Linked DNA regions of Homo sapiens: region 2 is linked to region 1. Evidence: read pairs that join two places in POLR2A ChIA-PET (ENCODE). Cell type or tissue: OCI-LY7. All regions are shown on one strand. Each heading gives the region's core, and the rest is flanking DNA. Links, peaks and the distances in the headings are about the cores only.

The links. Peaks named below come from ENCODE experiments on the same cell type or tissue, not always from the same donor. Only the 100,000 strongest peaks of a DNase experiment are listed, where the experiment ranks them.
Region 2: POLR2A ChIA-PET joins it to region 1 with 7 read pairs; 2 of 35 experiments call an interaction of 5 or more read pairs at or near these places.

What each region holds. Positions count from the first base shown.
Region 1 is chr2:233,505,629-233,508,658 of GRCh38, reverse strand. All of the region lies in intron 21 of USP40 (ubiquitin specific peptidase 40), which reads left to right. Among named protein-coding and RNA genes, the nearest start is that of USP40, 60 kb to the left of the region's middle. In OCI-LY7, for the core only: no CTCF peak of the experiment used is centred there; no DNase peak of the experiment used is centred there.
Region 2 is chr2:233,140,849-233,143,652 of GRCh38, reverse strand. The region is part of intron 6 of INPP5D (inositol polyphosphate-5-phosphatase D); the gene reads right to left. Among named protein-coding and RNA genes, the nearest start is that of INPP5D, 82 kb to the right of the region's middle. In OCI-LY7, for the core only: no CTCF peak of the experiment used is centred there; a DNase peak (open chromatin) is centred at 942.

The DNA of each region.
Region 1 (3,030 bases), core at 243-2,742:
TTTTACATTTTTTCAACTCCTAATAAATTAATGAACCTAGGCAAGGATCCTCAAAGATTGCTAGCCCCAAAAAAGAGCAACACTCAGACAACATAGAAATTCAGAACAATACCCATGCCCTTATTGCAAAAAACCAAACAACTGGACCTGAATCTGAATAAGCCTCTAGGTCTAATTACCAATTTATAGGAAATACAGGAGGCAGAGGAACAGGTTAAATTCATCACAGGTCTGCAATTAGCCAAATGTAGATCAGAAAACTCTTCTACAAAAGATAAATTGCAGGGGACAAGGACAACCTATAGGTCAAAAGAGGCTTAAAAGACATAGCAACCAGTTGCAATGTATGGACTTCTTTGGACCCTAACTCAAGCCAAAGGAACTTAAGTAATAATTTAAGAGAAAGTAGAGAAATGTGAACATTAGTTGGATATTTGCTGGTATTAAGAAATTCTTAATTTTTTAGCTGTCATAATCATTTTAGGTTTTTAAAAATATCTTTTAGAGATGCATAATAAATATTTACAGATGAAATTATATATCTGGCATTTGCTTCAAAAAATTCTGGGCAAGGGCAGGGAAAGTGGGTTATTGACACATAAAACTGGCCATGGCAATATGAGTTGAGCATCCCTGATCCCAAAATCCAAAATCCAAAATGCTCCAAAATCTGAAACTATTTAAAAAAAATTAAATTGACACGTATTTATGGGGTACATTTTAATATTCTGGTACATATATGTGTTGTATAATGATTAAATCAGGGTATTTAGCATACTCATTACCTCATGCACTTAGCATTTCTTGGTGGTGAGAACATTCAAGAGCTTTTCTAACTATTTTTTAATATACAATCCTTACTGTTAACTATCATCACCCTACTGTACAATAGAACACTAGAGCTTATTCCTTCTATTAGATTGTAACTTTGTACCTGTTGACCACCCTCTCCCATCCTCCCCTTACATCTCCCCCTCAGTCACTAGTAACTGCTGTTTTACTCTCTGCTTCTACGATGTCAACTCTTTTTTTTTTTTTTTAAGATTCCACATATGAGTGAGGTCATATTACCGATCAGCCTTTCTGTGCCTGGCTTCGTTCACTTAACATGATGTCTTCCAGGTTCATCCATGTTGTCACAAATAACAGGATTTTATTCTTTTTTATGGCTGAATAGTACCCTGTTGTGTATATATACCACATTTTCCTTACCTATTCATCCACTGTTGGATGCTTAGGTTGATTTGATATCTTGGCGATTGTAAATAATGCTCCATTAAACATGGGAGTGCAGATATCTCTTTGACACACTGATTTCATACCCTTTGGACACATACCCAGTAATGGGATTGGTGAATCACATGATAGTTCTATGTTTATTTTTGTGAGGAACATCTGTACTGTTTTCTATAATGGCCGTACTAATTTACAGTCTCACCGACAGTGCATAAATGTTCCCTTTTCACCACATTCTTGTAAATACATGTTTTCTCTTGTTTTTTTAATAGTAGCCATTCTAACTGGAGTGAGATGGTACTTCATTGTGGTTTTGATTTACATTTCCTTTATGATTTGTGATGTTGAGCATTTTTTGTGTGCGTACCTGTTGGCCATTTGTATGTCTTTTGAGAAATGTTTACTAAAGTCTTTTGCCAATTTTTATATCAGGTACTTTTTTTTTGCTGTTGAATTGTTTAAGTTCCTTATATAATATATTCCGGATATTAACTCTTTGTTAGATTTTTTTTTTAAGACAGTCTTTCTCTGTCACCCAGGCTGGCATGCAGTGGGGTGATCTCAGCTCACTGCAACCTCCACCCCCAGGGCTCAAGTGATCCTTCCATCTCAGCCTCCGAAGTAGCTGGGATCGCAGGTATATGCTACTATGCCCAGCTATTTTTTTTTTTTTTTTTTTTTTGTATTTTCGGTAGAGGCAGTGTCTCACCATGTTGCCCAGGCTGGTCTTGAACTACTGAACTCAAGTGATCTGCCCATCTCGGCCTCCCAAAGTGCTGGTATTACAGGCGTGAGCAACCCCGCCCAGCTCCCTTTGTTAGATTTATACTTTGCAAACATTTTCTCCCATTCTGTAGGTTGTCTCTTTACTCTGTTGTTTCTTTTGCTGTACAAAAGCTTTTTAGTTTGCTATAATCCCATTTGTCTATGTTCTTTTGTTGCCTGTGCTTTTGAGGCAACCAAAGCTTATTTTAAAAATTCTTGCCTAATCCAGTGTCATAGTGTTCCCCCTATGTTTTCCTTTAGTAGTTTCATTGTTTTGGGTTTTACATTTAAGCATTTAAACCATTTTGAGTTGATTTTTGTATTTAGTGAGAGTTAGGGAATCTAGTCTCATTATTCTGCATGTGGAGATCCAATTTTCCCAGAACCATTTGTTGAAGAGACTATCATTTTCCCAATGTGTGTTCTTGGCACATCTATCAAAAATTAGTTGGCTGTTAAGTTTGTGAATTTATTTCTGGGCTCTTTATTCTGGTGCTTTGGCCTATGTGTCAGACTTTTTGCCAGTACCCTGCTGTTTTGGTTACTTTTGCTTTGTAGTATATTTTGAAGTAAGGCAGTATGGTGCCTCCAGCTCTGTTCTTTTTGCTCACAATTGCTTTGACTATTTGGGTTTTTTTGTGGTTCCTTATGAATTTTTTCATCCTTGGGATGAATACCACTTGATAATTATGAATGGTCTTTTTAACGTGCTTGTTAAATTCAGTTTGCTAATACCTTGTTGACAGTTTTTCATCTATGTTCATCAGGGATATTGGCCTATAGTTTTCTTTTTTTGTTGTTGAATCTACATCTGGTCTTGGAATCAGGATAATGCTGGCCTCATAAAATGAGTTTGGAAATATTCACAACTTTTCAATTTTCTGGAGTAGTTTGAGGAGAATTGATATTCTTTAAATGTTTGGTAGAATTCAGCAGTGAAGCCATTAGGTCCTCAGCTTTTCTTTGATGAAAGACTTTATTACTGAAAGCATTTTCTCACTTGTTGGCCTGTTCAGATTTTCTATTTCT
Region 2 (2,804 bases), core at 1-2,500, 360 kb after region 1:
CTTGCTTCTTAATAAAGCTTACAATTCTTCTTTAGTTATTGTCAATCAGGAAAGTGGCTTGAAGAGGTGGTGCTAAGACTCAGGGAAGGGAACAACAGAATGGCTGCCTGTTGGTTGAGAAGAAAAGCTGGTCAGGAGATGGGATAGTTCAGGATTCCCTTGTTTTAGGGTTATTTATCTCATAAATAATTGAAACGGTAACACAGATTCAAGCCTCCTCCTTTTCACAGTAGAGAACATTTGGAATGACCTGCCTTCACCCCGGGCAGTCACCAATGCAATTGCAGGTCCCCCGCCCCCCACCGGCTCTCTCTTTGGATTTGTGACTTTTGGGAGGGGAGATATAACAAGATCTTAGAGAACATAAATGAAGTTACTGACAAACAGGGCGTTCGTGCTTGAAAGAAAAAGTATTAGAAAAATGCTGGAGCTTTCCCCATACTTCTGCCTAATGATGATTTGATGAGTTTGTATGCTATGCCAAGCACATCTGAAATATATTAAGTCATCTAATCCTCACATGTCTTGATTTTTCTAATCCTTGTTTTGCTGATGGGGGAATAGAGTCAGAGTGGTGAGTTTACAGCTAGTATAGACCTGAGATGTGAATTGGGGGCTAGCCCAGTGGTCCTCAGCTGGTGGCGATTTTGCCCTCCAGGGGACATTTGGCAATGTCTGAGACNTTTCCAGTTGTCACAGCTGGGGGATGCTAATGGCATCTCATGGGTAGAGGCCAGGATGTGGAGGACTCCTAGAGTGCACAGGAGTCCTCCACGACAGAGAACAATCCAGTCCCAAATGTCACCAGTGTCGAGGTTGAGGATAGAATTCACAGCTTAGCCTGTTAAAGGGTAGACTGGTCTGACTGCTACCTGAGGGTTTACATCAGCTGACCCAGTTTTTTCACTTTGCTTTTCAGTTGCACTTTTCAAAAAAAAAGGAAGTGGGCGCCAAGGCAGGTTAACCATCCAAGGGAGGTTACCGGCTCTCCTTTCTCACACAGGGTGGACCCAGGTCTCCCCCATCCCCCAGGCCAGCCAGCATTTTGATAACATTGCATTTCACACTTCCCAGCAGTCCTCAAGTAACCACACAGGGGTTTGGGTGTCCCCAGCTTGTCTTGCCTACTTAAGGGAAAGGGCCTCATGTTGGTGAGAGTCTAGCAGGGTCAGACGTCTCACGCACCCAGTTTCACTCACTCCTTAACCAAACCCTGCAGAGATATTACTGTCCCCATTTCACAGATGGGGAGACTAAAGATCCAGGAGGGTGAATCAGAATTTGAACTCAGGTGTTTCTGATCCATGGACCAACGTTCTTTCCTCTCCTCAAGGCAGCCTCAACTCCCTCTTGATTTCTGAATTCCTAAAGACAAATCAAGAACAACCTTTTCTGTTTTTCTTCAAGACTCAGGGTCTCATAAAGGGGAGGGGAGTGTGGCAGCATGACCCACCCTCCACTGGGTGGCTGCTCTGTCCTGCCACCAAATGCAGAGACTGGCCTCCACCAGGCAGCACCGTAACTGGGACTGCAGCTGGCCTCTCTCACGAGGCTTTTTCTCGCTTCTAATCTACTTCAAAGACTTGACTGTGTGTTCTTCCACTCAAACTACTTAAGTTCAAGTGTCGGGCAGAGCCCCTGTTTTATCTAGATTTGCTTTTACTTTCTTAGAAATTAACCCATCATTCACTTCAGAGAAAGCAAAAATTTTTTTTTCTGAATTTTGAAAGTTGCACAAGTAAAATACAAATTCGTGTTCTCCGTAGAAAACCTAAACTAACAATGTGGGCAAACTCAAAATCCCCCTTGGCCCAGTCCCCTTCTCCCCAGTCTCATCCCTGAATTGTGGTGACCAGCGTGGCCCTTTGGGTTTAAATCCTTCCCATCTGATTTCCTCGTGGAGACTTCCATCAGAGTTTCTATATCATCCTGCCATTTGCTTTTCCACCTAACAGTAGTCTTGGAGATCTTTCCAGAGCAGTGTTCACACCTTAGAATAGAATTCTGCACCACTGCAGTTCACCAGCTCTCCATGTTTATGTGATTTTCTTTTTTTCTTTTTCCTTTTTTTTTTCTGTTTTAGATGGAGATGGAGTCTCACTCTGTCACCCAGGCTGGAGTGCAGTGGCGCCATCTCGGCTCACTGCAACGTCCACCTCCCGGGTTCAAGCAATGCTCCTGCCTCAGCCTCCTGAGTAGCTGGGATTACAGGCGCCCGCCACCACACCTGGCTAATTTTTGTATTTTTGGTAGAGACAGCGTTTCACCATGTTGGTCAGGTTGGTCTCAAATTCCCGACCTCAGGTGATCCACCCGCTTCGGCCTCCCAAAGTACTGGGATTACAGGCGTGAACTACCACGCCTGGCCTGTTTATGTGATTTTCAATGTTTTTTTCTGTTACTCTTTGTGTACTTGTAGTCCCTAAGAAGCTGCCAACATATGGAACTGCGGGCTTGAGGGATGCCTGCAGTTCACATTTGCATACAAATGGCCAAACTGCCGTTCAGAAAACCCATTTCCATTCCCAACAGCAGAGGAGTGAGCCCCTGTGAGCACCTCCTCCACCCCACATCCTAGCCAAGTCCTGACTCAACCATCAACTTGAGCATCAACTCTTTGTCCATCTAATAGGCAAGAAGAGGCTGCCTAGTGTCAAATGTCATTTCCCAGTTACTAACAAGGTGAGGTTGAACGCCTTTTCATATCTATACTGGCTATTCCCTGTCCCTCTTCAGTGAACCGCCTTGTTTATAGCCTTTCCGCATTCTAAAAACTGGATTGTTTTTACTTAATTATTTGTAGG